Linked DNA regions of Mus musculus: regions 2, 3, 4, 5 and 6 are each linked to region 1. A link is a loop called in an ENCODE intact Hi-C map of the cell type or tissue named here. Cell type or tissue: left cerebral cortex. All regions are shown on one strand. Region 1 has its middle 17 kb from the start of Gm39350. Region 2 has its middle 15 kb from the start of Gm34770. Region 3 overlaps Gm34424 (a long non-coding RNA gene). Region 4 has its middle 37 kb from the start of Gm34770. Region 5 overlaps Gm34424 (a long non-coding RNA gene). Region 6 overlaps Gm34828 (a long non-coding RNA gene).

Evidence for each region. A loop is a pair of places that touch in the nucleus more often than their neighbours do. Peaks named below come from ENCODE experiments on the same cell type or tissue, not always from the same donor. Only the 100,000 strongest peaks of a DNase experiment are listed, where the experiment ranks them.
Region 2: a loop joins it to region 1, with 7 times the contacts of the local background. A loop is called at or near these places in 2 of 42 quality-filtered maps.
Region 3: a loop joins it to region 1, with 2.6 times the contacts of the local background. A loop is called at or near these places in 3 of 42 quality-filtered maps.
Region 4: a loop joins it to region 1, with 2.1 times the contacts of the local background. A loop is called at or near these places in 2 of 42 quality-filtered maps.
Region 5: it touches region 1 in a loop (4-fold over the local background); 2 of 42 quality-filtered maps call a loop at or near these places.
Region 6: it touches region 1 in a loop (8-fold over the local background); 3 of 42 quality-filtered maps call a loop at or near these places.

Annotation. Positions count from the first base shown.
Region 1 is chr9:61,575,789-61,580,788 of GRCm38, forward strand. No RefSeq gene overlaps it. Among named protein-coding and RNA genes, the nearest start is that of Gm39350, 17 kb to the right of the region's middle. In left cerebral cortex, no CTCF peak of the experiment used is centred here; DNase peaks (open chromatin) are centred at 2,675 and 3,383.
Region 2 is chr9:61,674,334-61,679,333 of GRCm38, forward strand. No RefSeq gene overlaps it. Among named protein-coding and RNA genes, the nearest start is that of Gm34770, 15 kb to the left of the region's middle. In left cerebral cortex, no CTCF peak of the experiment used is centred here; DNase peaks (open chromatin) are centred at 2,117 and 2,893; H3K27ac peaks cover 281 bases.
Region 3 is chr9:61,524,857-61,529,856 of GRCm38, forward strand. The region is part of intron 4 of Gm34424 (a long non-coding RNA gene); the gene reads left to right. Among named protein-coding and RNA genes, the nearest start is that of Gm34424, 18 kb to the left of the region's middle. In left cerebral cortex, no CTCF peak of the experiment used is centred here; a DNase peak (open chromatin) is centred at 2,406.
Region 4 is chr9:61,696,018-61,701,017 of GRCm38, forward strand. No RefSeq gene overlaps it. Among named protein-coding and RNA genes, the nearest start is that of Gm34770, 37 kb to the left of the region's middle. In left cerebral cortex, a CTCF peak has its summit at 2,100 (motif pointing left); DNase peaks (open chromatin) are centred at 2,043 and 3,400.
Region 5 is chr9:61,515,073-61,520,072 of GRCm38, forward strand. Gm34424 (a long non-coding RNA gene) reads left to right here. Exons shown (of 5, transcript XR_379518.1): 3 at 3,768-3,876; 4 at 4,366-4,763. Among named protein-coding and RNA genes, the nearest start is that of Gm34424, 7.9 kb to the left of the region's middle. In left cerebral cortex, no CTCF peak of the experiment used is centred here; a DNase peak (open chromatin) is centred at 3,045; H3K27ac peaks cover 717 bases.
Region 6 is chr9:61,750,844-61,755,843 of GRCm38, forward strand. It overlaps Gm34828 (a long non-coding RNA gene), which reads right to left. Exons shown (of 7, transcript XR_001779197.1): 7 at 1-303. Among named protein-coding and RNA genes, the nearest start is that of Gm34828, 69 kb to the right of the region's middle. In left cerebral cortex, a CTCF peak has its summit at 3,026; DNase peaks (open chromatin) are centred at 3,188 and 4,688; H3K27ac peaks cover 432 bases.

The sequences.
Region 1 (5,000 bases):
AGGCAGCTGGAGCCCATGTTCCTAGCACACCTAGAGCAAACTATGGAGTTTTGAGAACTAGGGAGTCTTTCTTAGCTATTAGTGACTATAACTGGGGGCAGCTACATGGTCAGGAGCACCCTACCTACCCTAATTCAATGGCTTCTTGTTTCACTGTCTCACACCCATGGAGCATAAGGAAGGACTCATGGGCAGAGAGTAAGCAAAGTGGCCATGATTTATTAAGGAAAACTGAGATACTCCTGAGTGAGGCCGGAGAGGCTCCAAGGAAGGACTACCACCACGTGGCCCTGCCTGGTGGCCTTTCAGTGGCTCTGAGGGCAGAATCTGGATACTAGTGGAAGTTGCCTTTTCTAAAATGATCATTTTTGAGCCAGTTAGGAGTCTACATGCCAACAGTCAGAGAATCACTCCTCATTCAGAGGAGAGGCCAAATTTGCTACATTAGCAGCTCTTGACAAACCATAAGCCCCACCCTTGTTTCCTAAGAGCATCTAGATCCTGTCTCAGTAAGAACATGGCCTCCTAATGTGCCTATCTCCAATCTGTCCCCCATCCCAGCTCCACCCAGCGCCCTACAGGCTCCTGCTGTTTCCAGTCTGGAAACCCAACTCCTTCTTTGATGCTCTGAGAAGCAGCTTCCCGTGATCAACCCCCGACCTCGTTTTCAACTGCTGTGCCCCTGTCACATACTCAAACATTTAATGACAGGAGGAGGATAGCACTCTGATGCTAAGCCTCTGCCACGCAGGCAATCACTCATTGCCTGGCACAACATGGGCTCTGTGTTGCCTGATCTTGCAGGCCTTCCCTCGCTCCCCACCCCCACCCCACCAGGAAGCAAAGAAATTGTTTCTTGTGATTTAAAAAAAAATGAGTTTAGTTTTTTAATGTTGTTAGCTAATATGGAGGAAGTGTCTAAATGCTCTGAGAGAATTAAGTCAAGAATGTTAAAACTTTCCTGAGAGATGCCCAGAAGACAATACCCAGAAGTATACCATGTTCTTGGATGGGGAGGTGTGTACATCATCTGTCAGTCACTTAATTCATTGTCATGATAAGTGTCTCTGACAACAGTGACTTAAGTGTCCGGGACTTATTTTTGACTCACAGTTTTAGAGTCCAGCCCATTGCTGTGGGAGAATCATGGTAGCAGGTGTGTGAGCCAGCTGGTTAGGAAGCAGAGATAGATAAATTTTTGTAGCTTCTCTTTTTTCTTCTCAGACTAGGACCCCAGTCCGTTGACTACTCATGTAACCCAATCTAGAAACTTCCTGACAGACATTCTCAGAAACTCTAAGCACATCTAAGCCTATGAACTGACAGTGATTATATGGATGGGATTTTTTTTCATATATTATTTTGTCACAAGAGGGCTTGGATGCCACAGCAACACGTGGAAGTCAGAGAACAATTTGTAGGAGTCAATTCTACCATGTGGATTCAAGAGAGACGACTCGGGTCAACAGGTTTGGTAGGCAGCACCTTTAGCTGCTGAGTTATCTCACTGGATCCATGATGACAATTTTAAGGGCAGTCCCCATTCTATCTTTTCTCTCACTTGGGATCTGACAGTGACACACATGTGTGCGAGAGAAAAGGGAGAGAATTCAAGATGGTGGCAGAGGACAACAAGGACAAACCCAGGAGGCTGTTGTTGGGACTCAAGGTTTAAGACTTGTGACTGATCGGCTGATGTGAAGTCTGCTTGGATACCTGGATAGAAGTCGCTTACAGGCTCTGTGTGTAGGAAGTAGATCCCTAGGGCCGACCTTTCCTGGTCATGTTCAAGGAGGTTCTGGGTCCCAGTGGATTTCCCCCTAGCTGTCATTACAACTTGTACTGGCTGAGTTTGTGTGTCAATTTGATGCCAGCCAGAGCCATCAGAGAGGAAGGAGCCTCATTTGAGGAAATGCCTCCATAAGACCCCGCACTAAGACATTTTTTTTCAATTAGTGATTAACCACTTAGCTCGTTGTGGGTGGTACCATCCCTGGCCTGGTGGTTCTAGCTTCTATAAGAAAGCAGACTGAGCAAGGCATAGGGAGCAAGCTAGTAACCAGCATCCCTCCATGGTCTCTGTATTAGCTTTTGCCTCTTGGATCCTGCCGTTTGACTTCCTTGGATAATGAATAGCAGTATAGGAGTGTTAGCCAAATAAACCCTTCCCTCCCAACTCGCTTTTTAGACATGGTATTTCATCGCAGCAATAAAAAACCTAGCTGAGACATAGCTAGAGTGGTCTCAGCCTTAACCCTGCTGTCTCCAGTGGATAAGCCTCAGGGCATCATCAGCCTTACAAGTCTGGAGAATTCGCCCTGAAGTCTGGCACAGATTCTTAGGGAGGGACACCCAGCAAGGTGAGGAGGAAGCGCTCTCAGCTGCTGTGTGTGTTCACTCAGATGGTCTGTGTTTGAGTGCACAGAAAATAACAAAATGTACTGAAGAGCCAACACACGAACTAGGAAGCCACACCACACAACAGCTCTTACCTTTCCCCAGAGAAATCAGGTTGTAAATATGTAGCTGTGTTCTTCCTCCCACCCTGTGGGTGTGGAAGTGTTACATTTTAATGCCTCAATCTGGGCATTTTGGTTTAGAAAAAGAACTGTAACGCTGATGGCCAAATCTCCCTCCACACAGTCTCAGAGAACTTAAGTTCATGTTTAAATTTTCTGCACTGCAGTTAAATACACGGTGCCCAGGAGCAGATGTTCCAGGCAGACACATCCCTAGCTCCACTCTGAAAGAAAACAGAGACACAAACACCACCCCCGTTTCATTGCATCCAATGTATGTATAGCTACAGCACAGACGATCTCCCCTGCTCTTTCCACAGCCAGGATGTCATGAGCACGTGGACCACGCCACAGTGCAGATGGCTAACAGGTGAGGCTAGGGAAATGAGCAAGCAGAGGACAATAATGAAGAGGTGGCAGAGAAGGGCCCGCCATTCCTATAACCTTGCCCACACCCTCCTTTCCTGAGTTCCAGCAAGAGCAAGGACATCAATCACTGTAACAATATTCAATTCCTAGTATTTTACATTTCCAAGGCTCGGCTCTGGTGGGACAGATGAGGGGACCTAGCTGTCCTCTTGAGCTCCTGAGGTAGTCATTCTTGAGAAAGGCCAAATATACTCTCTATTGCCCAGTGGTTATGAAACCTACTAGTCCTGCATCCCTGCAAGATTCCCAGGTTCTCTGGAAACATTCAATTCTGTACATCTGCCCCACCCCTTTTTCTGATCTGAAAGATTCAACAGGGATTGCCTCCCAGATCAAGGTCACACACGATTCACTGAGGATGACCTTGCAGTCACACAACGAGACAGAGGCAGAAAATCAAGTAACCTTCTACTGCTCCTACTGTGGAGAGGCCCAGGATCACTCAGGGGACAGGATGGCTGGCCCCGGGGGACAGGCAGGTCTACCTCACTCACAGTAGACCCGAAACCCTTGAAGTGGGGAGGAAAGGTTGCTGTGAGACACTGACATCTCCCAAAGATACCTTAGGCAGAGCCTGTGTCCCTGGGACCAATAAAAATTCCAATGGGCTCTGTGCTTTGGCCCCAAGCCTGCCTAGCCTTCTAGCCCTGCACAAACGTGTGTTGTGAAATTCCGGATTAGTGCAGCAATGGGTTTAGAGGCCCTATCTTTCTTGGGGAGGAGTAAAATAGTATTCTAATATTGGTTAAATCCTTCTAAATGCAAAGTGGTTTAACAGATTAGCTTAAAATCATCGGGAAGGCTGTGCGGAAGTAGGCCACGGGAAAGGTAAGTTTGGCTTCAAAGCAGAGCCGAGAGAAGTGAAACCACCTGAAATCCAATTTGAGAAAATCTTATTTAAATGTGTTTCTGGGGGAAGAAACGTTCTGCGTATTGTGAGAGTTTGTGCACCAGGAACTCGAAGGCCAATCAAGCCATAAGAGGCTCTTTGTTCAAGGACTCATGTTTGACTCAGCATGGCGCAGCCAGATGTGTGTTGGGAAACCTGTTAGCAGAGTTGCTTTGTTAAGGGGCTTAGTATATAGCCCAAGCTGGCCTTGAACTCATAATCTTCAAGCTGCCTTAGCTTCTTGAGTTCTGGGATTATAGGCACACACCATCACGCCAGGAAATTCTTGCTTTCTTTAAGGAAACATCATTCATATGTCCTCTAGGGAGAGTCTAATGTAAGAAGACGCCCCTGCTCCATCAAAGGCTGTGGGAAGTGAAGACCCAGCATGCAAGATTTGAGGGCTGGATCTCATTCGTTTCTGTCACAATGCCTAGCTCAGGGCTGTCACCTGAAGTAAGTATCCACTGAATAAAAGTGGACATCTCTGGGCTGGAGGGACAGAGCAGTCAGAAGCGTTTATCTCACAACCACGAGGACAAGAGATTGAGCCCCAGACACCATATAAAAAACTGGGCATGGTGGTGTGTGACCCCAGTGCTTGGGGAGGCAGAACCAGGCAGACCCTTGGGCTCTCTGACCAAGCAATCTAACCTCATCCGCAGGTTCCACAGACATAGAGTTTGTGAGGAATGACATTTGAGGCTGACCTCCAACCTTCACCCAGCCACCCACACATACACATACACACACATGCACACAGACACACATAGAGACACATACATGCACACACATGCACACAGACACACATAGAGACACATACATGCACACACATGCACACAGACACACACAGACACACACACACACACACACACAGACACACACACACACACTGGACATCTCATTCTTGTGCCTTTAAGATGGGGTTTCATTAAAGCAAAGCCAGACCATAATGCATAAAACTCTCTGGAAGGATTGTTATATACATTGTGTCTCTGTCCAGGAGGACCGTGAAATGAGGCACCATACAAGCCCCAGTTCTCATAAGCCAGTGGGATCTGAGAGATGACAATCAGGGTTGATATAGCTGCCCTGTGTAGAAGTGTATGCCAAGGCCTACCACGAGGCCAGCCTAAGAAGTTTACCTGCCAGGGGGAGCTGAA
Region 2 (5,000 bases), 99 kb after region 1:
TCAAAACTGTGTGTAACCCTTAGACCTGAAAACATAGCCCTTAGCACTTGGCTCACTGGGAGCCCTACCCACCCCTTGCTCCCTTCCCACACTGATGAGGGTGTGGAGGTCTTTGTGCTGCCCGGCACAGAGAGGTCACTATCTGTTACATGGCTATAGGAACACCAAAGCGTGGGAGGCCATAAAATGAGGCCTAACAACAATTACATCTATTTGTTATTACCCTGATTTTCCTTACCACTCATAGAGTTGGAACTATGTCTAACTATTACACTGTATTAAACGACATGGGGCATCCCTCTTGTGGTCCCACTGTGGTGTATATAGCAAGGGAAGGAAGATGTCAGTTTCACAACTTTGGTACCTTATACATGCCATGTGGAGATTCTCTGAGCTGGCTTGTAAATAAGCAATCCTGTTCTGGAGGCCCATGTGGCAAAGAACTGTGGAGGGGAGACTTCGGAGCCCATGGGATGGTCCTGGACCCACAGAATGCACAAAGCCAGGGCCCTCTCTTATTCAGTGACAAAGGAATGAATTACAGGCTGTAAAAGAATCCTCCCTTCTCATCTCTTCTCCTCAGTCAAGCCTCCTGGTGAGATTGCAGTCTAACAACCCCATTACAGCTTCTTGGGCCTGCTGGGAAGACTCCATTGGGCTACCTGGTCTCTTGACATCAGGATGATGGGAGAGGATAAAGGCCTATATTGGATAAAGTTGCCATCTTTTCAGTAATTTGCTGCCCAACGATGAACAAATCTATAGACAAAACATTCTTAAAGATGTCTTCCTTGGGGGTGGGGATGTGGCCCAGTTAATCCACTGCTTACCAGGCTAGCACAAAACACCAGCTCAATCCTAGCACTTCCATTGGGTCTGACTGTACAAGAGCCAGTATTTGGGAGATGGAGGTTGGTGGATCTGGAATTCAAGGTCATCCTGGCTACAAACCAAGCTTGGATCTAGCCTGGGCTATAGGAGACCCTGTCTCAAAAAGAATTTCCCTTCTGGTCTGGAAGGTTCCAGAGAATCCTGTCCCATTCTAATGAACTGATTGATTTGCAAGAAATTTTGGGTTGGCCAGTGGGAGCAGAGGCATCCAGGGAAAGGATGAAAAAGAAAAGCCATAATCAGACACAGGACAGGAAGAGCCCCTGCCAGATGTCAGGCTTCTGAGTTTCAGCCATCAGAGATGCAGTCATCGGGCTTTGGTCAAGGTGACCTTGAACCACAGCGTTGTCTGTAACACAGCCCTGGGAACAGAATGAGTGCCAGGATTCCCAGGCCACAAGGGTACTGTTTACTAAAGAAACACTCCAACCCATACACTCTTGAATCTCTTCAGTCTCTCCCTCATCCATTCAGAATAGACTATACCTGTAGTTAATAGCTTTTAGGATCAATTGCTACAAAAAGAGACATCTGATAACATGAATCTTCAAGAAAGACATACATGAATTGAGGTAAAGGGCAGGGTTAAAAAGCTATGTTAGGGTTCATCCTGTGACTGCTTCCCCTCCCCCCACATGCCTTAGGAACTTTGTTCCATGTGCTTCCATAGAGTGGATGGTCCCCTCTTCCACCTAAGTCACACACGGTCCAACCCTCGTCAGAATCCTCTGAGTCTCTGGCTACTATAAACAGCCCGCAGATGAAGCACGTGTCAAGAAGGACCCGTCAGATGCTCCCAAGGGGACTCTAATGGATGCTAGGATTAGGTTTGAGAAGTTTGGGGCTGTGGTGGCTGGCTTGTGGAGAGAGCAAGTCTAAGGCCTCCCTAGAAAGGGGAGGCCTGTTAACCACAATTCCAGCCATCTATGAAGCCATCTGTATTTCTTTGACCTTATAAGTTACCTTTTTACTTAAAATTGTTTGGCTTGGGTTTCTGCCACTTAACTAATTTAGTTATTTAATCTTGGCATGTAATTTTAGCTGTGAGTCTCCTGGATGACAACGGAAAGAACGGTGGTAAAGCACAACGCTCTTATTCTCTAGCACCCTAAGGCCCAAACCATAAAACAGATTCTTTTCTCAGGGGCGCAAGCCCTTCTTTGGCATCGGCGAGTGGCCCAGAGCAGTGCCTTCCACAGATGTTTCAACAATGAGACAGACATATTCTTCCTGTGGCAGGCTGCCTTGGAGACAAAAGGCAAGCAGCAGACACATATCATCAGTTAGTGCTTACAATGAGGACTCCCACTGGCTAGCCCAACATCTCTTGCAAATTGATCAGTTCATTAGAATGGAACAGGGTTCTCTGGGGGCTTCCCAGATCAGAAAGGAAATCCTTATCTTTTTGAGACAGGGTCTCATTAGCCCAGGCTAGACTCAAACTTGATTTGTAGCCAGGATGACCTTGAATTCCTGATCCACCAACCAGAGAGGCCTCAGCCTGTCCCATCTTCCTGGGTCCTGTGACACTTGGGCACAGTTCCTCCAACAGCTCCTCCAAGGTGTCACTCCAACACATCGCTTCTTTGGTTAGAAGGTTGGTGTTTCCTAGCAAGGGACTACAAAGCCATATTACACTCACTGCTAAGTAAACAAATGCTTGAGGCTGTGTTTTACTGGTTCCATACCATCTGCCATCTGGTTTGGGGGAGCAAGGAAAGCTGTGGTTTTGTTGGGTTTGTGTATATGTGTGTGTTGCTGTTGTTGAGTTTGTTTTTTTTTAATTTTTTTTTTAAAGTTTAGGGTTTGTTTTTTTTCCCCCTCCATGAAAATTCTGAGGTTGAACGCTGGCAACAGTAAGGGGCTGCTTCAAAGCCCTCTAGTTTCCCACATCTTACACTCAGCTAAACGTTGGAGGCTGGTCTGGGTCCCCATCTGCTAGGCAGCCTGTTGTGTGAAAATGAGATCTATACATACGCAGGGCTCCTCGGGCCAGCGTCCAAGATCTGAGGGATCATTCTGAGCAAGCCGTGAGTGGTGGCTAGTGACTGTGGACTCGATGCTCGCAGAACAGGCGACAGTGGGTGGGAGCATGCGACAGGAGACTAGAGGAAGCCTGTCTCCACAGCAGAGCTGTCAGGGAGCGCTGGCTCAGCCTTTGAGACCTGGGATGCTGGAGTGGAGATCTTGGAATGATAAGCATGCTTCAGGGGCTGAGTGGAGAATCAGCCCAGGCTTATTTAGAACCCTCCCCTTGGGAAGATGCACGGTGTGGGGGTGAAAGTGAGGTGTGTGTCAGGGGTGGAGGTGTGTGGTGCATTGTGGGGGTGGAGAGAGATATGTTGTGTGGGGGAGATGGGGTATACTGTATGGCAGGGGCAAGGTGCATCATATGGTGATGTCAGGGGTAACATGCATTGTGTATTGAGAGTAGGGTAAAGCTCAATAGCCCAGCATGGCCTGCAAACGGCTTTGCATACTGGAGCTCTCTGAAAGGGGAGATGTGTTCTTTGAGCAGTTTTTGTAACCCTTGCCCTGACTTCTGCTTCTTTATCTATCAAACAAGACAGAGGTGGGTCTCGGTTTTACCACAGAACCTGGAGAGCATGGAAGCCGACTGAGGCTGGAGGGTGGAGCCTAGCACATGTATGTTGAATAAAAGGATTGAAGACACTCATCTGAGTGACCAGGGCCATGTGAGAGCCTGACTAGTGAAGCCACAGCCTCCAGGTTGTGAAAAGGCCAAATTTGTAGCTTTGGAAATTTTATATTTAAATATGACATGCCTAATATTTCCATACTAGCAGCTGGTAAAACTATTAGAAATTATTCCGGTCACGTAAGATTTGTCTGTAACCCACAGAAGGCACCCCAGATCTCCAGCTGGTGTCCATGGAGGAACTGGGTCAGACTGGAAAGAACCATAGACTGCCGTGCGTGGCTTTGATGAGAGCTAAAGAGGCCCAGACCAGGCTAAGCGAGATGGTCCTGCCCTGTCCTGCAAGAACTGTGGCCGACACATCACTGTCCTGGCACTGGCACCTCCAGGCGTGGCCTACAGAGCTGAAAGGGCTTTCCCAAAGGTGCTACCTTGATGCTCACATCCGAGACAGCTATGAGGTTCTAGTCGCTGGAGAGGGCAGCATCCACACGTACCCTTCATCTTTATTTCAAAAGTCACTGCTGGGAGACAAATGAGCTCTACATGGCTGGGCTGTTGTCTGTGTCCATGTGACCATGTCTCACGCCTGTGCACATGTGGTGTCCCTGTGTAACTCTGACGTATACATGTACACGATTGTGGTGCACCGCCTGGATGGTAGTCTGCTCCCTCCCCTCCACCAAGTCAGCAAGCCGGTAGTTATACAAAGTGACACTTAGGTGACCCATCTCTGATTACATGTGGGCCCTCTTGGGAATCAGTCCTTGTAGTCTGGGCAGCTGGAGAATTTTTACATGATTTTTCTCTGGATTTTTCGGGGCTGAGGTTTCTCTGTACCCCAGCTTTGGAGAAGGCCTTGGGTCATCTGACGTTCTCGGTGAAGAGTCCTAACTGGAATTCTCCAGTAACCCTCCTCATTTGCATTTCCAATCGTGTGACCAGATCATGTCAGTAAAATAACTCAGAGTCCTCTTTTCCCCCTTTAATGGATCTCATGTATTTGACATGAAGCCATTATACTGTATGTCCCAAGTTTAAAAATGACTGTCTATGCAAGCTTGGTGATGACTTTAAAACAACCGCCCAGGGAGAAGCCCAGACCTCACCAAGACTCCCTTCTTGCCATGTGATCTTGGACACACTCTCTGAGGCTGGCTGATCTAAGTCACCCCTCCCCGAGTCCTTCCTATCTCAATGCTCCAGGGCGAGAGTTAGGTAACCCAGGCACGGTGAAAACTCACTACCAAAAGGTCCCAGGGAAACCTAGAGCAGCTAGATCACTAAACCAGACCTGTGAAGAAGAACTGGTCCCCTGACAGACTGGGAAACTGAGGCCCAGCATAGTGGGGCATCTGGGGAAAGGTGGGTTGATGGAGAGGCTCTCTTTCTGAAGAGCAAGGGCTCTCAGGGACTTGTAAATCCTTTTGGGGGGCAACCAGGCTGGAAG
Region 3 (5,000 bases), 51 kb before region 1:
AGCGTGGATCTGAGGGCTTGGGCACAAGGACTGTGCAGGACCAGAAGGGGCCAGTATGGCCTTATACTGTTTGATTTCATTAACTTCAGACTTTATCAAATCAATTATATATGTCAGATGGTGAAAGGCAGGCCAGAGAGATGGCCTAGCAGGTGAAGGTGCTTGTTACCAAGCCTGACCACCTGAATTTTATTCCTGGGACTCAAGGGTTTAAAGGCAAGAACTAAGACTCAAGAGTTATCCTCTGACTTCCACATGTCACTGCATGTAAATATAGACAGACATATATACACACACATGCACATGCACATGCATACACACACCATGCCATGCATACACACACATGTGCACACCCATGTACATGTGTGCATATACACATATACTATAAATACAATTTTATTTTTACAATCAAGGAAAAGCAATTCCAGAATGTATGTGAACCAGTAAATCTAGGAACCAAAACCAGTCAAAGGAAAAAGACATTAAAAAAAGAAAAAACAAAAAACCAATCAAATAGAAGAAAAAACAAGACTTTTTTTTTTTTAAAGCAGATGCATAGTGTAACAAAAAGGGCAGAAATGAATCTTCATGGATTAGAAAGCACACTATGTCTCAATAAATGAGACTCTCTGGTTAAAATACAGAGATCGTCAGACTGGAGTTTTACATTTCCATCTCCATATTCTTGGTAAAATGTGCACGAAGGAGGAAGACACTGAAAAATTGAAAGTCAAAGAACAGAAGACATCACACGATGTGGGAAGACATTGTTGATGGGAGGAAAGGGAGAAGTTCTTGTTTGTTTCCACCGGCTTTGAGATCCTGTGTCTCTGCATCCTGTATCCCTGAAAAGGCGAGTGATGTAGGTCTGCCCACCTCCCACTCCTCCCTTCACTCTGTACGCTTGTTCAGTGTTTTCCTTCGAAGTCCAGGGCAGAAGTGCGCATGTGTGGAAACAACAAAACAAAACAAAGCAAAACAAAACAAAACAAAACACAGTTCTGGAGAAGATGTGGGAAGGGTCTCAGAAACCTGTATTCTGAGTTTGATTTAACTTTAACAGTGCCCATCTGGGGGCTGAGTAGATGCTCAGAAGGTGAGAGTACTTACTGCCCTTGCTGAGGGTCAGGGCTTGGTTCTCAACACCTAAGTAAGGCAGCTCATGATCACTGGTAATCCAGCTCCAAGGGATCCAATGTCCTCTTCAGGCCTCTGTGGGTTCCTGCACATATACATTTATACACACAAGCATGTTCACATAAAAATAGATTTGTGTATGTGTGTGTGTGTGTCTATGTGTGTGTGTGTGTGAGAGAGAGAGAGAGAGAGAGGGGAAGAGGAGGGGGAGGGGGAGGGGGAAGAAGAGGAGGAGGGAGAGGGAGAGGAGGAGGGGGAAGAAGAGGAGGAGGGAGAGGAAGAGGAGGAGAGGGAAGAAGGAGAGGGAGGAGAGAGGAAGGGGGAGGGGGAGAGAGCTTGAGACATTTGCCAAGAGACTTATTTCTCTGCCCAGAGGGATACTTCTGAAAAGACTTCAAAGGGCTCAGCCAATCCAACCCAACCCAACCAAACACTAAAAACATTTACACACAAGTCAGGAGGAATAGGTCAAAGAGGTGGGGTGTCTGGAATTGTAAGGAGCAGCAAGAGCTTAGTTAAGAGGCGTAAAGAATGACCCGTGCTCGAGATGGATTGCCTTACCTATTGCTAGGCAGAATTCTACCCAGGACCATGTGTGGGCGCAATGACAGGCACAGGGCATCTCCCCCCCCTCCTGAGTTATAGGAGACCAGTGGGTAGCTTGGCATCTCTTCTCATTTTGAAATTTCAAAACTATTCTTAGTCTTTTTTTCTTTTTCATATGTGGAAGTGTGTGTGTGTGTGTGTGTGTGTGTGAGAGAGAGAGAGAGAGAGAGAGAGAGACAGACAGAGAGAGAGAGAGAGACAGAGAGATGTGATCCCCAACCTGTTTGTGGTTCTGAGTTTCCCCATGTCCAACCACATCCCTGGGTGTCATTCTCTGCATACGTGACTGTTCATTCCTCCCTCCCTCCCTCCCTCCCTCCCCCTCCCCCTCCCCCTCCTCCTCCCCCTCCTCCTCCCCCTCCCCCTCCCCCTCCTCCTCCCCCTCCTCCTCCCCCTCCTCCTCCTCCTCCTCCTCCTCCTCCTCCTCCTTGGCTGCCTCCCTTTTTCTCTCCCCTGAAACTCTGTGAGACGCATGAACATTTCTCAGTTATGTGATGTTCTCAGCAGGAGGATGGAGCCAAATAATGGTGTTTCTAGTTATTACTCTGATGAATCACGGGGGAACAGCCTTCACCAAGGTAGAACGGCTTGCATAAAATATGTTCATTCAATTAAAAAAAAAAGAAATTGAAAAATAAGATACTGCCAACACGGGGCTCTGAGTTATGTAGGGTTTATGCAGCTATTCAATTTGCAATTCAAGCAAGAAATACACCAGAGAGGCACCTGTGAACAAGCTCCCTGGAGCTGGGGGAAGGGCTCCCTCTGACAAATAAAAGCCCCGTGCCTCTGATGAAGTTTATGGACCAGGAGAGGGAAGGATGGGTAGTCCTTGGCCTCCCCTAAGCTCGTCTAAACACAAGACGGTGCTAAGGATGCCCTGGCTCTTGGGAACCAGATTGGCTGACCTGTGAGCCAAAGGAGATGATGCCTAAGGATGCTTTGGACCACATGAGTCTCTGTCCCAGTGTCCTCAGGAGATTAACTCAGTGCCAGCATCTGACTCAGACACCAGAGGGGCCTATGAAGTGGCCTAGCACAAAGATGACTAACTATGCCAACCAAACTCTGATTCTCTCTGAATATGGTTTCTGGAAGTCGGGAGAGGAAAAAACAGGAAATAGTGGAGGTAGTGAATGAGGTTGTGAGGCCCTGCAGAGCAGCCTTGAGGGAGACGGCGCAGGGCCATGCTTGGCAGTTGTCTTAGAAGCTGGAAAGGAAGGCTCTCTCCTCCCAGAGAAGCTTATCTGATAGGCTGCATTTGCTGGGCGGATGCTCCCTTCCTGCTGTTCTTCATCACTTCCTGTCCCCAAGCCCCTCCTTATGCATCTTGGGACCATCAGTTCTTACTACAGGGTAAGAGTTAGGTTCCAAGCCAAAGAAACATGGCTGACATAGGCAAAGGAGAGGAAAGCAGTCAGGCATCCTCGGAGACTAGAAGTGTTATCAAAACTTTGCTCTCTCTCATCATCTGCCTCCGGCACACAGAACACACTTTACAGGGAACGTGGCTGCTCTCAACTCTTGTTTACCCACTCCTCCCTCAGATCCTCCAGGAGGACAGAATCATCTTAGGGAACAGTGCCCTGGGCTAAGCCTGGGTAAGGTGGACCCCAAGGCCAATCACTGTTTCCAGGAGACCAAAGCAGCATGGTTGGCTGCTTCATGTACATAGATAGGCACCTGTGGCCGGACCGGCAGACACTTCTACAATACAGGGCACTGGAGGGAAACTGCCAAAAGTCGTAAGTTACTGGAGTCCAATGCCAAGCCACACCGATGGCACACACAAGGCAGAGGCCAACCATGGCCCCCAGGCCCCTCACTCACTGTGGTCACCCCAGGACTGGTCAAGCCCTCAGAGACACGATTTACTAATCACCTCTGAGGGGGCAGCTGCTGGAATACATTAGGGTAACTCGATTGTAAGATTTTAATGACACAGCATTGAGACCTTGGTGGCCTGAGACCTGCAGTCGATCAATGCACGTTCCTTTCACTCAGGCCCAAGTGACTGAAAATCATTTTGCTCCCCAAGCTTTTAAAGGTCAGGAGTTGAATGCTTCAAGAAAAATCTTTCTCTATTACAGGGAAACCTCCTGCATTTAGCCGCCTGTCAATCAGCAGCTCGCCCCCAGGAGGCCTGACAAAGGGAGTGTAGAAAAAGAATACTGCCTGGCTTGTTCCTCCCGTTTTTTTCTTTTGACCAGGTTGCTTGTGCGTGTGTGCATATGTGTGTGTGTGTGTGTGTGTGTGTGTGTGTGCATGTGGGCATGTGTATGGATGCCTCTGCGTGTGTGTATGTTGTGCATGCGAGCATGCGAGTATGGTGCCTCTGTGTGTGCATATGTATATTGTGTGCCTGTGTGTATGTTGTATGTTCATGTGTATGTTCAGGTGTGCATGTACAAGTATCTATGCATATGTTGTATGTGTGCATGTATGTACATAGGCACAAGTTTGTGTATGGGCATGTATGTTGTATATACATGTATTTGTGTGTGTTTAATATGTGTGAGCATGTACTTTTATGCATGAGTACGTGGGTGCATGTGTGTTTATATGTGTCTGCCCCTGTGTTTGTATGTGTGTATGTTGTATGTGTGCATGTGCATGTATATGTGCTTCTATGTGGGTATGTATGTGCATCTGTATGCATGCCTGTTTGTGTATGCATGTATATGTATATGTGTATGCTGTGTGTGTGCATTTGTTTGAGTATGTTGTATGTGTGTGCATGTATGTATGTGTGTATCTTGTATTATGCACTTATACCTATGTTCATGAATGTGTGTACATGCATGTGAGTGCGTGTGTATGTATGCATTTTTAAAAGTATCAGTGTGGGTGTAGGTGTGCATGCCTGTGTGTATGTGTACATGTGTTATATATGTGTGCATATGTGGGAGCATTGTGTGTTTACATATGTATGCATGTGTGTGTGTGTTCCTTTGTGCAAGAGGGATTATGGTAGGCCATGTGCAGTGTATGGTATGTGGGTATTAGTAGGGGGAAAGTTGGATACGTCTGGGTTGTGGCTTAGCAGGTAAAGTGACTGATATGTAAGTAAGTATGAGGGCAAGAGTTGTGTGGAGTGTACCTGTAACCCCAACATTGAAGCAGAAGTATGGGGAATGCAGAGACAGGTCCTGGGGGGCTTGCTAGTCAGTCAATCTAGCCCAAACAGTGAGTCACAAGGTCAGCCAGAGAACCTTTCTCAAAAAATATCATGAAGAATGATAGAGGACACTCAAGTT
Region 4 (5,000 bases), 120 kb after region 1:
CTGTGAAAAGCATAAGTCAAAGCAATCTCACTGCAGTAAAGGTTCTGACTGACTCAGGAGGTCAGAGGAGCTCCCAGGAAACAGCAAGGTTACGGGGAACAAGGCTCTGGAGTTTAGCTTGGGTTAAGCAAAGTGGCCAGCCAGCTGTGTTTTCTGGTAGGTTCTTTTCTAATGTGGACACTTTCTGGGCCCTTGCTTGCACAATCCGATCCACTTAGAAAAGTTCAGATTTCACTTGGGCTAGTCTTGGGAAGAATAGGCCCTTAGAAGCCACTTCGGGTAAAAAGCAAAAAAAAAAAAAAAAAAAAAAAAAAAAAAGAAAGAAAGAAAGAAAGAAAAAGGAAAAAGCCCCTCTAGTTTGCCAGTTCACAATCTATCAATGAGGGAATCTGAAGCAGAAACCGTGAAGGAACTTCTTGGCTTACTCAATACCAGTTGTAATATATAGCCTGGGACAACCTGCCTAGGGATTGTGCTGCCCATGGTAGGCTGGGTCTACATCAACCATCCATCAAGACAGTTCCTCATAGGCCAATCTTTCAAGGCAGCTCTTCAATTGAGATTCCTTCTTCTTCCCAGGTGACTCTAGGTTCTGTCAAGCTGACAGTGAGAGCAAGCAGCCTCACTACAAGGTACAAGTCTTACAAGCCTTGAGGCGGGAGGAAAGCCCAACTTCTCTGGTTGTGTTTTGTGTGTGTGCCTCTTTTATTTCTGGTCAGACTCATGATTGACTCTTCATAGACACATTACCCACTCAGAGAGTGTCTGGCTACCTACCCTATTTCTTTCCTCTTCCAGACTGGAAACACAAAGATAACTAACTCATTGTCCTAAACCTGCAGTCACCTTAGATTCCAGGGATGGCCAGTCCCTGCAGGATGAATGACCTACAAGATGAAAACAAAAATATCTACCATGGAAACGGCACACCTTGTATCTGATCAGGTGACACAGACCAGATCATAGACTCTATTTATTGGACCACTTTGTAGGACCACACCTTGCTCAAGACTGCTTAGTTATGCACGCCTCCCCTCCCACCCCGTCCAGTTCTTCCTCTACTTAAATCTAAAGTTCACATAGGTGTCCTGAGGACAGATTCATGGCCATTGAACTTCCTTCTTCCAGACAGTTGATAAAATCTTTCTCTGCTTTTCAGGATTACATGTCTTATGGTGTATTCAGACCAATGGCTGAGCCTAGCCTTTTAAGGCTGTGTGAGAACCGGGTCTTCTATGCTGGAACTCCAGTTACACACTGGCCACCTTTTCCTCGGTGTTTTTTTCAGGGTTCTCTGACACATTCCATGATAACAGTGCTTTGACTTTTCAGTCTCTTGGAGTCCTGGAGGCTCTGTGCAAAGAGCAGACTCTTCAGTCCCAAGCTGGGTAGAACACTCTATCCATTAGGCACTAGAGGGTTTGAGATAAAAATCAACACACACACACACACACACACACACACACACACACACACACACCAAAACCATTGGCTCTGAAACATAAAGGGGAAACTTTACAATGGAAATTAATAAAATTTTAATGAAATGTCTCCCAAACAAAATCTTCCATCAGCCTCATTAAGGGCTTCATTTAGTATTCGTAAAAATTTCATTACGTTTCAGAACGATGTGCAGGTTAGATTTTTCTCACTTTGCAAGAATTCCTGAGCCCCCCTGATAATTGCTGAGAAATCAAAGCCAATTCTACATCAAATGAATTACTTGTAGCCAAAGAATTTCAAAAGCAAAGTTATAAAAATAAGTCATAATTTTTCACAGGAAAAAAAAAGTATTTAATCTGTTTGATGTGTGTGAGGCAGAGTCTCTGAGCATGCTGGGATCCAGCGCGGGTCTGAAAGCAGTCTTGATGTCTGGCCTAGGCAAGCATATGTTAGCTTCCTCCTGAGTGAATGGGTGGGGGAAAAAAAGGCAATCTAAGTGATAGTGAAAAGTGTAAAGGTGGGAGGGAGGGAAGAAAAACAGACAGGAGAAATATAGCAAACATGAGCCAAAGTTTTAAGGAGCAATCTTAGCAACAAAGCCAAGGCCTCGCTGCTGACAGAAACAGACCACACCGCCCCCTTCTGGTTGGAGGAGTGCAGTGCTAGCCGCACGACTTGAGTTTCTCCCACGCTCAGAACATCAAAGCCCCTTGAAATTGTCTCAGAGAGAGATCAGCGCTCCCTGAGGACCGAGACCCTGCCTCTCCTCCAGCCAGGAGCTGGGAGGAAAGCTTTGTAACTGGCACCGTGTCAGGCATCCTGACACACGTCTAATCCCATCTTGAACCTATTTCTGCCTTTTCCCCAAACCGAGTCTCGCCTAACCCATTCCATATGTCTCTCTCTTTCTCTCTCTCTCTCTCTCTCTCTCTCTCTCTCTCTCTCTCTCTCTCTCTCTCTGACGGAAAATAGGCTTTGCTTTCATTTCAAAGGGCATCATTGAAAAATCTGGGCGACAGGACTTTGTTCTAAGACAGGCAATACTCGGGGAGCTCTTCTGAGGAAGTAATCAGAAATAAATGGAAAGATTTATATACAAGATGTCCGCTGTGGAATTATTTGTAACGGCAAAGAACTAAAGACAGCCACAGTGCCCCCAAAGCAAGGAGATGGTTAAATAAATCACCATCTACCCACACAAGAGAAGTTTATGCAGCCATTAGCATGTGCATGATTTTGAAATTTTCATTTACAGCAATAGCCAACCATTAGGGAGCCCTTCCTAGGCAGTATGTCACTGTACTCTACTGAGGAAAGTCCTTTGTGTTACTCCCTCCACTTGATACACAACACAACTGAGGTTCCACCACTGAGGTACATAGACTGTGTTAGAGTGTCCTGCTGGCCTCCTAGGGGCACATGAGTGTGGAGGCAAAGGGAGGGAGAGTTTCACTCCTAGATCCACTGCAAAGCTGTGGCAAAGGAGGATGGATCTGACCCCAAAGGGATGATAAGGTTCACTGACTCTTGCAAGGAGCATCCACAGGGAAGGTAAGACCCAAGATAAATCCTAGAGGGGGACCTTGGGGGTAGGAGTCCAAAAGTAGTGGTCCTTATCTTAGATGCAACACAGCTGCCAATTAGGTAGGCGAGGCTGGGCTGAGGCTTTGGAGAGCCAATTGGTAATGAAAACAAAGCATCGCTGAGCCTGTCAGCACCAGCTGCTCTCCCCTGGTCTCTTTAAATTCTGTGGACCATGGCCTCTCCTTCCTCCATTGTTGTTCCAATAGACAGATGAGAAAATTGAGGCTTGGGAGACTCAAACTTTGGCTTGAGATCCTGACTAAGTAGGTCCAGAGGCTGTATGCTTGGGCACAGTCACAGCCTCTCCCCGACGAGCTGGCCACCACATAGAAGCAGAAGCCTATGTTGTTCACACCCACCCAGTACGATGCTTTCTCGTGTCCCTCAGTTGCAGCTGGCCTCCTCTACCATTTCAGGAATGCGTTATGCACGAGAAAGCTTGCAGAGTCTTCTGAGTCTAGAAGATCTCCCTTAGAAACCCAGTTTCAGGCAGCGTATGAGCCAAAAAAAAAGTAGAAAGCCTCATCCCCACTGAGGGAGAATGGCCAAACCTCTGGGGCTCCTCGCACAGGTGCTGTAGGAAGGAACCTGAGAAGCAAAAGAACAGCCCGAGCTCCTCAGAAGTCCTTGCTCAGAGCTGGCCAGCGAGCCCAGGATCTGCCTGTCTCTGTTCCCTAGAGTTCGTGTTTGAAACACACCTCACTATGTCCGGCTGCTGTGGTTCCTTGTGTGGGTTCCAAGGATTAAACTCAGATTCTCATGCCTGTGTGACAAACACTTTACCAAAGTAAATCTTGGCCTTGGTCCAGACCAGAACCCAAGACGAAGCCATGGCAGAGGCCCAACCTGCCATGCCCCTCCTGAGCTCCACTCAGACTCTCTCCCTGCCTTCACTGGCTATAATCACAAGATACTAGGATTTTGTGGAGTTTTCCTAAGCCATTGCTCTCTTCTGAACCAGGAAGTACAGAAACCTGTGAGTTCTGCCTTGAGTGTGGACCCCCTCTCACAACTCACTTGGGTCATGCACATAATAACTCTGCGTGGGGGTTTACACAGAAGAGACAACCTTAAATGGTATCCCCTCCTCTAAGAGCCATGTTGTCTAAAGACTATCCTAACGTGCTGCAAAACTGGAGGGGTTAGGAGATGGAGGGGCCTCTCCCAGCAATAGCTGATGCCCATCTATTGCTTTGTGTAGCCAATCAGCTTCTCCTGGGACCCTCAAGCCAGGCTGAGTTTCGCTCCCAGGTTCCTATAGGGGGAGTTCGGGACAGGAGCATGTAGAGCCACTTGTCCTTTAAAACCAGAGCCAGTGAGGACGGGCAGGACAAGGAGAGAGGAACAGAAGAAAAGAGGGAGGGAAACAGAGCCACAGGCCTGACTTTTTGGGTTTCCTGCTTCTAATTCTTCAGAGGTATGGCCCAATCAGTCACCCTGGGGTTTTGTGATGACTGCCTGCCCTAAGGTCACTACATAAGCAAAAGAGCTGTTCCTAAAGTCCAGGGGGTCCCAGTTAGGAAAACTCTAGAAATCCAAAGGTCTGAGGAGGCCACTCCTACGGGTGTGTCGATGACCCCTGGTCTGCACCTCTCCAGAGCCAGGGAGACTTGTGCTGGGAAAGGTGGCCTGGCCTCACACAGTGTACCACACAGTGGCCTCAGCTTCGTCTAGTCTTCCTCTCAGCTTCCCGCTGCCTAGGACACAAAGGCCAGCCCAGCATCCAAGGCCACCAGCAACCTCTGCCAGGCTCATCACTCCTGCATTTCCTATCAGTCGGACCAGATCTGCTCCCTTCCCCCTCAGCCTGACCAACTTTCCCTCAGCTCTCTGCTTGCTCAAATCTCTGAACTTTCCAGGCTGAAGGAGGGGCTCCTCACCCAGCCTATCAGATCTCCTCTCCTCACACTTTGGGTGTGAATTGGTGGCGAGCTACCCACTCACTCTCTTTCCTTCCTCCCTGTTTCCCCTCA
Region 5 (5,000 bases), 61 kb before region 1:
GCTTGCTAAGCTTCTTATGGGTCCTGGAGTCAGTATATTAGATCCTCAGGAACATGGCTTTGACCCATCTACCATATAGCATGGGAGGCTGGTTCCTTTGAATGGAGTCCATCCAGGGTGGGAAAAGACTCTGCAGCACATCCAGGATATGGGTAAGTGGTCCTGCTATTTGAACGGCATCTCCTGTGACTTCCTAAGGCATTAGAAATGTTAAGACAAGATGCTACATAGAATGTATAGGAAACACCAATAAGAGATCGAAACGTGGATAAATAGGATTTTAGAGTAACAAAACTCCTTCCACAATTTCTGGTCCTCGTAGAGACAGATCTCAAGCGACCATTTGAGAGCAGCCCCTTAGTAGCTGAGCTTTAACTGAACATGGTGGCACACACCCCAGCCCATCATAAGAGGAGAACGAGGTCCAGATGGCAGACAACCAAGCTGCGTGAACAGGAGCCCCAGGTGCCATTTCTCTCCCTGCCGTGTGAGGGATCCCGTGCTGGCCCTTGCCTCTATCACCAGTACTTAGAATCAGCTGAGGGAGAAGAAGACAGGTCATTTTGGTTCACAGATGGGTCAGTTTGGGATACAGACACAGCTGACAATAGCTTGTCATTGTGCAACAGCTTAACTGAAATCTAGCTGTGAGGAGAGATCCCTCTGTGGACAGAACTGTAGGCTGCAGCTGGCCATCATTTTATGTAGAGAGAGAACTGACCCATGACAGAAATCTATACAGATGCACACAAGGGCAGCGGCCATCATCCCAGAAGGTGGTACTGATGGTTCTGAGATGCGAAAGAGGCAGGCACAGCAGGACCCCTCCTGTTTCCACTCTGATTGATCCACGGGAGGAGGCTCCCTGAAATTTTAGGCCCAGGCCTGGCACAGAGGAAACATGCTTCTACCAGAGACACTATGAGAATTCCATTAGTTCTAAGACTATGACCTGTTCACTGGCATCCCTGAGTCAAGAGCCCAGCACATGAAGGAATTTGGGAGTCACCATTTGGCAGGAGGTGGACAGTAACCATCGGGATGTGATTATTCTTATATCTGGAATCAAGGAAGCAGGTAGCTGCAGCCAGCTGATACGTGCATGTGTCTGAGTTTTGACAAGTAACAGAGGAGTTGCAGCATCCACAGATAGTGCAAGAAGGGTGGGATGACACAGGCTCAAGTCCCTCAGGGATGAGGGTCTGGGATGCGCTTGTGTTGCTCACAAGACCCTGTATAAACTCTCATCTAAAACAAGAGCAGAAAGCGCAGCTGAACGAGGCCCGGCATGTCGACTCAGAGTTGGCTCCGGCTTCAGCGTTGGGGGGAGTTATAATTTGCTGATTTTCACAGCATGTGCTCCGGAAAAGGGACCCCAAAGGACCAGAGCCATAGTGTGGTATATGAAGGTGATGGCTATGGAAGGTCACCCATGTTTTCCTTGCAGGAATGGGGTTCTTGGTACTCATGGCTCGAGTCTCATTCAGCTTCATTCTTACCTAAGGAGAATCCTCTTGCCAAGGTCTCTGCCTGAGGCAGGCACTCAGAAAAATGGCTATACTGGGCAACATAAGGCTTTTGGGGCAAGTGTATAATGGCCTCTGAAACACCCCCAACACCCTGCTCTGTCCCCTTTGTGCCCCTTTCTCTCCCATGAGCCCCTTCTCCTCCCATAGATGATTTTGGTTTTACTTGCATGACATCTGCACACACGTAATTTTGTGTATCTAGGTAAACTCCAGGACTCAAAAACGAGAGAAAACATGCAATATTTGTCTTTCTGAATCTGGCTTAATTGGCTTAATTATCTCTAGTTGTACCTCAGAAATAAAAATGGTCACCAAATGGTGCTGTGGTATGCAGAGGAGGATAAAGGGGATGTGTATGTGTGCACAGGTACCAGTGTGAGCATGGGAAGGAAGGAAGGAGAGAGGAAGAGAGAAACTGATTGACTGGTTGATTGATTGATTGGTTGATTGATTGATTATGAGAGTATAAAGAGTTCAAACCCTTACCTTTCTTTTTTTAAGGAAGAGTCTAATCTATTCCTAAGAACTTTTTGATGGGGGATCTGGGGAGATTGCTCAGTGGGTAGCGCGCACAGAGAACAAGGGTGAGAATCTGAGTTGGAATTCCCAGAACCCAAGGACATGCCAGGTGAGTGCAGCAGCCGTCCTGTAATCCCAGCGCTCAGAGAGCCAAGACAGGAGACGCCTGGAGTAAGCTGGCTGGCTTTGCTGGCTGAACTGGCCATGTCAAGGTCCAGAAAGAGGCCCTGTGTCAAGTACATAGAGTGGAGAACAATCGCAGGTGCACTCACCATACATGCATGCACACACATGTATCCATATACATGTAGACACTCATATACACACACATACATACACATACAAAGAAAAGAAAAGGGATTTAGATCAAGATACAAAAGCTTAACTATTTTGCTTACAAATTTGGCATTAATGTAAGAAGAAATAGCTAAAATCCAGGAATTGGTGGCTCTACGTTTTGAAAAATTGGGACCAAGGAGGGCAGAGGGGCAGCAAAGCTGGTCCTTTTAAGAAAATCTTGTGCAGTAATTTGACAGCTGAAATTATAACACCCGATGAGCTCATTAAATATGCAAATTAAAATTTAAAATTTAATTACAATGAGATTTGAAACCAAAAAAAAAAAAAAAAAAAAACCCTGGGCTGAAGTCCTAACTATTCCATCTAGTCCCAGAGTTACTTTAGGGTGATGCCTCAGTTTCCCCATCTGTCAGCTGCTCTGTCATGCTGTTCAAATGATTTTGAAGAAGGCTGGCTTTTGCCTGCAAGCTCTGGACCCACTAAGAGCTCATGGTTGGGAGTGGTTTGCCTCTCGCTGGGCTTGGCCTGCGGAAGAGACTGTGGGTTATGCACTATCTACAGCTGTGCTCAAAATGGCACATCCCTCTGGGTTGTGAAGGCTTTGCACGTCTCCTTCTGAGACAGATTGTCTCATCAGAAATACCAACATATCTGGATGATCTGCTAAACCAGCTACCAGCTAAATTTGCTGCCTCCCAAAATAGTTCTGGGATATCTCTAGGACAGGCCCAGCCCCAAACGCATTCATGAAGGCAGCCAAGACTGAATCCAGTACTCCCACACCCTCCAGGCCTACGGCTCTGCTGCTCTCCAGCCCCCACCCCAGACACCCAGTACCCTTGTCCCCAGCCCTCGACCGGCTCTCCCTTGAGGAGGGACTTAAAGCCTCACCACGGCAGAGGGATATAGTATTGGCCAGCAGTGGGTTCGAACAAACTGCCCATTTCCCAGGAAGATGCACATTTGAACGTGCAATCAAGTATTAAGTTAAAGAAGATAAATTCTAGTGGTGAATTAATGTAGCAAGTAGACATTAAGGAAGGGTATTTTGGGATGTGATGACATCCAAGCTCTTCTAAAATTATATCACACACATGAATACAGTTGGAACGTCTACTTCCACAGAGGCAACCATCTGACAGGCCTTGCTTGGAGGCCCCAGACAGCGCCTATGGCTAGGAGCCTTAGTGCTCTGCAGAGTCCTTGCATGGACTCTCCACAGAATGCCCTCCTGGTACAAGAGGGCCCTTCCACGGATCCCTTGTGTGTGGATATTCACTCTCTTTAGCCCCAGAAGAGCCCCTCTTCCTTCCATGGCTAACCTCTCAGTACAGATTGATGGATGTTTCTTGTTAGAAAAATCCTGTGTGACCTGAAGGTACTGTTTCCATTGCTATCTCTACTAAGTGTCCCTTCCAGGATGTTCCTGAGAGTCTGAGGAAATGGGTGGATGGTCAAACAGGGGACGGCTGGACTGGCTGAAGTCACACGATGTCTTTGCTGCAGGTCATTTTGAGCCTATGGCGAGGTAATGCACCAAATCTCACTCTCAGAATGGGGCCGAGAACTGGCTGCTGTTCGGGTCCTGTGAGCTTAGAATGCTCTTTAGCTGGGGGTCTTGTGGTATGAGCATTGGTGGGACCCCAGCTGTGCAACTAGCTCTGAAGTGGGCAAGCCTGGTGTTCAGAGGACCCCATGGACTCACCGGAGCCAAATGGCCATGCTCCCTTCAGCTCCGCAGGCTGGAATGTCACATGGGTTTTTTGAAACTGGCTCCTCTGTGTGTGGTCACATTGTGGAAATGGACTGTTAGTCCATTTGTCTGCCCCCATGACCAAATAAATTAGGAAAAGCAACATGGAAGAAAGACTTATTGGTCTTTTGGCTTCATAGGTTTGGGTCGCTTAGGGTGGGGGTGGGGAGCCGGGAGTGAGGTGGATCAGAGCAGCTCACACTGAAGCAGAGAGGAGTACCCTTTTGTTGAGCTTTCTCTTTTGTTGCTTTTTATTCTGGCCAGAACTCCAGCCTGCGGCATGTTTCTACCCCCATTCAAGGTGGGTCTTCCATCATTAACCCTTTCTGGGAATGCCCTTGAAGACTCTCCAGGGGTGCTTCATATCAATCTCTAGGCACTTCTCAATCAAGCCAAGTTGACAATCAAGCCAGCCCATCTCACTGGTCAGTCAGGGCTCTGTGCTCCCAGAGAGCGGCTGCTAAATCAGTAGCCTGATGTGGAGCCACTGGAACCAGACGACAGACCTGTCTCATCACCTCCTCACTATGATCTGAATTACTAAAAACAGGCCTTTGCTGCTTTGAGACAGGATCTGGGGGCTTCATCGCCAAATGAAGAGATCACGGTCTCCAAGTCATTTACTCCCACAGTGACTGCTGTAGCCCAAATGCCCCCATGAGGTAGGTCAGTGTTCCTTTCCAACAAAAGTCTCTGTTTCTCAGAGGGGACACCAGCCTCCAGAGATGGCCTGGACATTGGGAACTGGTAGGCCACAGAGCACTCATGCAAGGATCATACATGTAAAAAGGGTCAACTCTTGGACAAGGCTGGCCTTCCCAAGGTCCTCAAGATGACCTTGTTGCTGGTGTGGTCGCCCCCTGCCTATCACACATCAGCCATCACTGGGTGGGGAGAGA
Region 6 (5,000 bases), 180 kb after region 1:
TTGCCTTCAAGTTGTGCAGTGGGCTCTGGGTTTCTAGCTTTTATACCGATGCTGGGTGGCTTTGGTGATGTATCTGTTTCTGGGTCATTTCTGCTCATGTAAGTAACCCCTCACCCATATTCCTACAAGTAAAATTTTTTAGTTCACTAAGATGGACTTTGGTGGAATCTGGTCTGTTGTGGACTCTCTTTCTGGGTGTGTAAGCCCCTTGAGACCTGAGTAGCCAGGCCTCATTGCCAGAGTACTCCAACAGCCATCAGGACGTGTTCCAGACCCTCAAGATGCAGGCAGCTAAGCTCCAGCCTACAGAGGAAAAAAAAAAGCCCAAGATTAGGCCACAAATTCCCACCAATCCCTGAGTTTGCCCCAAGAACAGACCACTCTGGGAAACTCCGTGCTTCAAGCAATCCTGTATAGCCTGCCTCCTGCTCAGCTCTTTGCTGCTTCTCTCTTGAACAGAGGCACCCTGTTGTCCTTTTCCCAGTAAATCTCTGGTGTGAGTTTTGTTTTGTGGTGTGACTTTTGGGTATTCCTTGGCTCCCAGCTGCCAGGATTCCTTTCCTCTCAGAGCTGTAACACTTACAGGGTGATAGACATGTGTATCGCATCTCTCCTGGAAAAGTCTTGCTTGGGCAGTGGGATTATAAAGTAGTGTAGCCACTGTGGATATTAGCATGGAGGTTCCTTAAAGGACAGCAAGACCCAGTTGTTCCTTTCCTGGGTATGCATCTGTACTGGCTAGTTTTGTGTCAACTTGACGCAAGCTGGAGTTATCACAGAGAAAGGAGCTTCAGTTGGGGAAATGCTTCCACAAAGATCCAGCTGTAAGGCATTTTCTCAATGAGTGATCAAGGGGGAAAAGGCCCCTTGTGGGTGGGACCATCTCTGGGCTGGTAGTCTTGGGTTCTATAAGAGAGCAGGCTGAGCAAGCCAGGGGAAGCAAGCCAGTAAAGAACATCCCTCCATGGCCTCTGCATCGGCTCCTGCTTTCTGACCTGCTTGAGTTCCAGTCCTGACTTCCTTTGGTGATGAACAGCAGTATGGAAGTGTAAACTGAATAAACCCTTTCCTCCCCAACTTGCTTCTTGGTCATGATGTTTGTGCAGGAATAGAGACCCTGACTAAGACAGCATATGAAGGAATAAACATCAACTTAACAGAGATATCTGCACTTCCATATTTATTGCCTAAAGGTCACAGTATCCAAGGTATGGAACTAGCCTAGATGCCCGTAAACAGATGGATATGTAAGGAAATTGTATATACTAAATTGATGAGTATTTTCTATTTAGTAAAGTATTGTTTGGCTATAAAGGAGAATGGAATTATGTCATTTGTAAAAAAGTGAATGAAACTGAAGACTATTATATTAAGTGAAGCAAATCAGGTCCAGAAAGACCAACATCATACATTTTCTTTCATATGTGAAAACCAGAAAAAATATATATATTCATATATGTATATACATATATTATACACACATACATACATACATACATACATACATACATACATACATACATACATAAATACATACATAGCTGGCAAGGTGTGCCAAGCCTGGCAACCAGAGTTGACCCCTGAAACTGATGTAAATATGAAAGGAGAGAATGGGCTTCACAAAGCTGTCCTCTGACAGCTTTGCATAATCAGGCATATGCACAACTGATAATATTAGTGCAATAACAAAGTATATGAAAGTAGACAGAGGTCTGTGTGAAATTGGGGATCAGCCAGATTGGGGTGGAAGTCAAGAGTGAGTGAAGTCAGAATAATATGACCAAAATATCCTGTGTGCACTTCTGAAAATACCATGATAAAACCAAAGGCTAAGAGGAGGCGGAGGAGGAGAAGAGGGAGAAGAGGAAGAGGGAGGAGGGGAGAGAGCGGAAGAAGAGGAGGGGAAACTTTTGGAGCACTAAGGGTTCCTGTGGTCCAGCAAGTTGTTTACCCATTATGTGGACTATACACAGACAGGCAGGCACCAACGGGGAGACCAGGCAGGTTGTACCTTGGGAAGGTTACATTGTCCCTAAAACTTTGTATCCTCATCTATAAAATGGCTCTCTATACATGCCCACCTTGCCCCAACAACTATTTTTCTTTCTCATTCACTTCTCTCCACCACCTAGATGAACTGCACACCTACTGTGTGCCACCCACATCTAAGCCCCAATGAATACAATGTTAAGAGTCACATATAATGCAGGTGTCTGGGGGTGTTTGTTTGTTTGATTTTGTTTTTGTTTTTTGGGGGGATCACTCTGCAGTAAGACCCCAGAGGGCACACATAGACAGGGCTCCTTAGCCTATCCCTTGCCCTGGCTCACAGAGGATCCTTGCCCAAAGGTACCACTTTGGGAATTTAGCCTTCTGCTTACTGAGAAGACCCAAGGGGGTCACAGGCTCCATTCAGCATCTGTCCCAGGCACCTGCTGTGTGCCCAAGACTGTTTGTTGAACTGCAGGGACCTGAGATCCAGTAGGCTTGCCTGATCTGGCTGGGTCTGTATACACACACACACACACACACACACACATCTCTTCCATTATCAATGTAGGAACTTCAAGGTAGTACAGGTGGAAGACCCAGGCACCTATGTCCAGCACACCCTAAAGAAGATCCAGTCACCTTTTCCAGTGAAGACAAAGGGCACAAGCTGAGGAGGCCCAAGGGACCACTGGCTGTCCTTGTCCCACATCCCCCCGTTAGTCATGCAGCAGGCTGACTGATCCTGAGCTGAGACTGGCAACAAGGAGTCTGAAGCATTTCATACTACCTGCCCAGCCCCTAACCCAACCAGGTCCTCCCTTCTCCGGCCATCACAGGCACCAGAGAGACTCCTTGACTACGCCAGAGCAGTAGAGCTCTAGAACAGCAGGAAAGAGAGAGCTTGTCAAGAACCAGCGGAAGATGGTGGCACCAGGAAACAGAAAAGCCTGATGCCGAAGGTCCTGGGCTGAGCTCAGAGAAGTACAATGTATCAGACAGTTACAAAGCAAGGAGGCGGAGCGCCAGGCTCAGAGCCATCTCCTCTCTTTCCTGCAGGCGCCCTGAGGCAGGTTCCCCAAAGCCCTGTCCAGACTCGGTGTTCCTACAGCTCAGAGCGCCTGGGGGTGTGTGGTGCAGAGGGGGAAGCAGGAGAAAACAGCAAGTGCCAGTGTGACTCATGCTTCTAAATGTCGTGTTATTCCAGGCGTGTTCTCACTTTGCCTCCACCTTCATCCACCCCCCCACTTGCCATCTTGAGAACCGGCTGCAGGGTGGGGGAGGAGGCTGAGCCCGGGTCTCTAGGGAAGCTTCGTTTTTACTCTGTCCTCTGGAAAGCTGGGGGTGGGGGTGTGAGTAGGTAGTTGTCCCTAGTGAGCACTGTACTGGGAGCAGAGAAACAGAGTTCTCTCCTGGCTTTAGAACTATTGCTGTGAGACACTGAGCAAGTCCCTCGGCCTCTGTTATTTCATTTCTGTCCTTCCCAGTGTGCAGTGGGGCTTAGGGGAGGGGTCTAGATGCCCTTGGAAGAAAAACAACATGGTTCTCAGGGCTGCGACCCCCAATTCGGGCCTGATTCGGGAAGATTGTGAGAAGGCTTTGATCTGTAGTGTGTGTGTGTGTGTGTGTGTGTGTGTGTGTGTGTGTGTGTGTGTGTGTGTGTGATGTGTGTGATGTGTATAGACAGGTGTGTGAGCTTGCTTTTGTAGACATGTGTCTACACATAGACAAGCATTTGGGCCCATCAGGTGTCTTCCTCACCCACTGTCTACTTTGTTTTATTCAGACAGGGTCTCTCACTGAACCTGGAGATCGTCCGGTCGACTGGGTGTGACAGGTGACCAGCAAGCTCCAGGACCTACCTATGTCCCCACTTGCCCCAGCTCTGGGGTTTTGGACATGTGTCACCATGCCTAGCTTTTATATGGGTGCTGGAGATCAGAACTCAAGTCCTGATGCTGGCATAGCTAACACCTTACTGACTGAGACACCTCTCCAGGCCCTGGTGTTTGTACGTTTAATGCACTTCCCTACCGCCATGCAACCTGGTGGTCCCATGTAGTCTGTTCTAATGGCAGTCTAATCATCTCAGGACCAGTTTGCCTCTTCCAGAAAAAAAAAATCCTTCTTGATTTCCCTGGCCCAATCAGCCATCTTTAGCCCTTGCCACTTCTGGACCTTCCTCCCTGATCATCCTCAACTTCTGTCCCCAAGATATACAAGTCATGTGTGCACATGGTGTGTAAAATAGGTGAGTATGCATATGTGTATGCAGTTGTGTTTGTGTATATATATATGTGTGTGTGTATATATGCGTGCCTGTGTGTTTAGATATGTATTTGTGTATGCATATATGTATGTGTGGTGTGTGTATCTATGTGTGTGTGTGTGTGTGTGTGTGTGTGTGTGTGTGTGTGTGTGTGTGTATATGCATGCCTTGTGTTTAGGTATATATGTGTATGCACACATGAGAACCAGGAATGATAAAACCACACACAATGAAGGGGACATTGTGCCTATAGCCAGGCTAAAGTTCAGACCTGGGTTCCGCATCTCCAGGCCTTACACTTTTGCTACTTACTGGGCCTAGCCAGGTAGTGTCACGTGGGCCCACAATGGGGTTTCCATGTATAAAGTCCTTTGCGGTATGTCTTAGAATGGCCTAACAGACAGCATGTTGCCATGGAGATCTGAATGCCTCCTGCTTGCTGCATACCTTCAGGCAGAGGACTGGGGCATTAGAGTCTTTGAGGGTAGGGAAAGAATAGGTACCCCAGGTACCAGTCAGGTCCCCATGGGAGGGAGAATTCCCCTAGATGGTGTAGCTGCAGAGGTAGGAGTAGAGAGGCTGTGACAGAGGCCAACAGGGTTAAAGGAACCATAAGGGATCATGAGGTAGCTAAAGGGAAAGAGCAGCTGCCAGCTGTTGTCCTAGGGGGTACAGGAGCTGGTTCTGGGACTGTCCCCTCCCACGTCTGAGGAGCAGTTCTTCCTAGGGTGGGGTATCACTC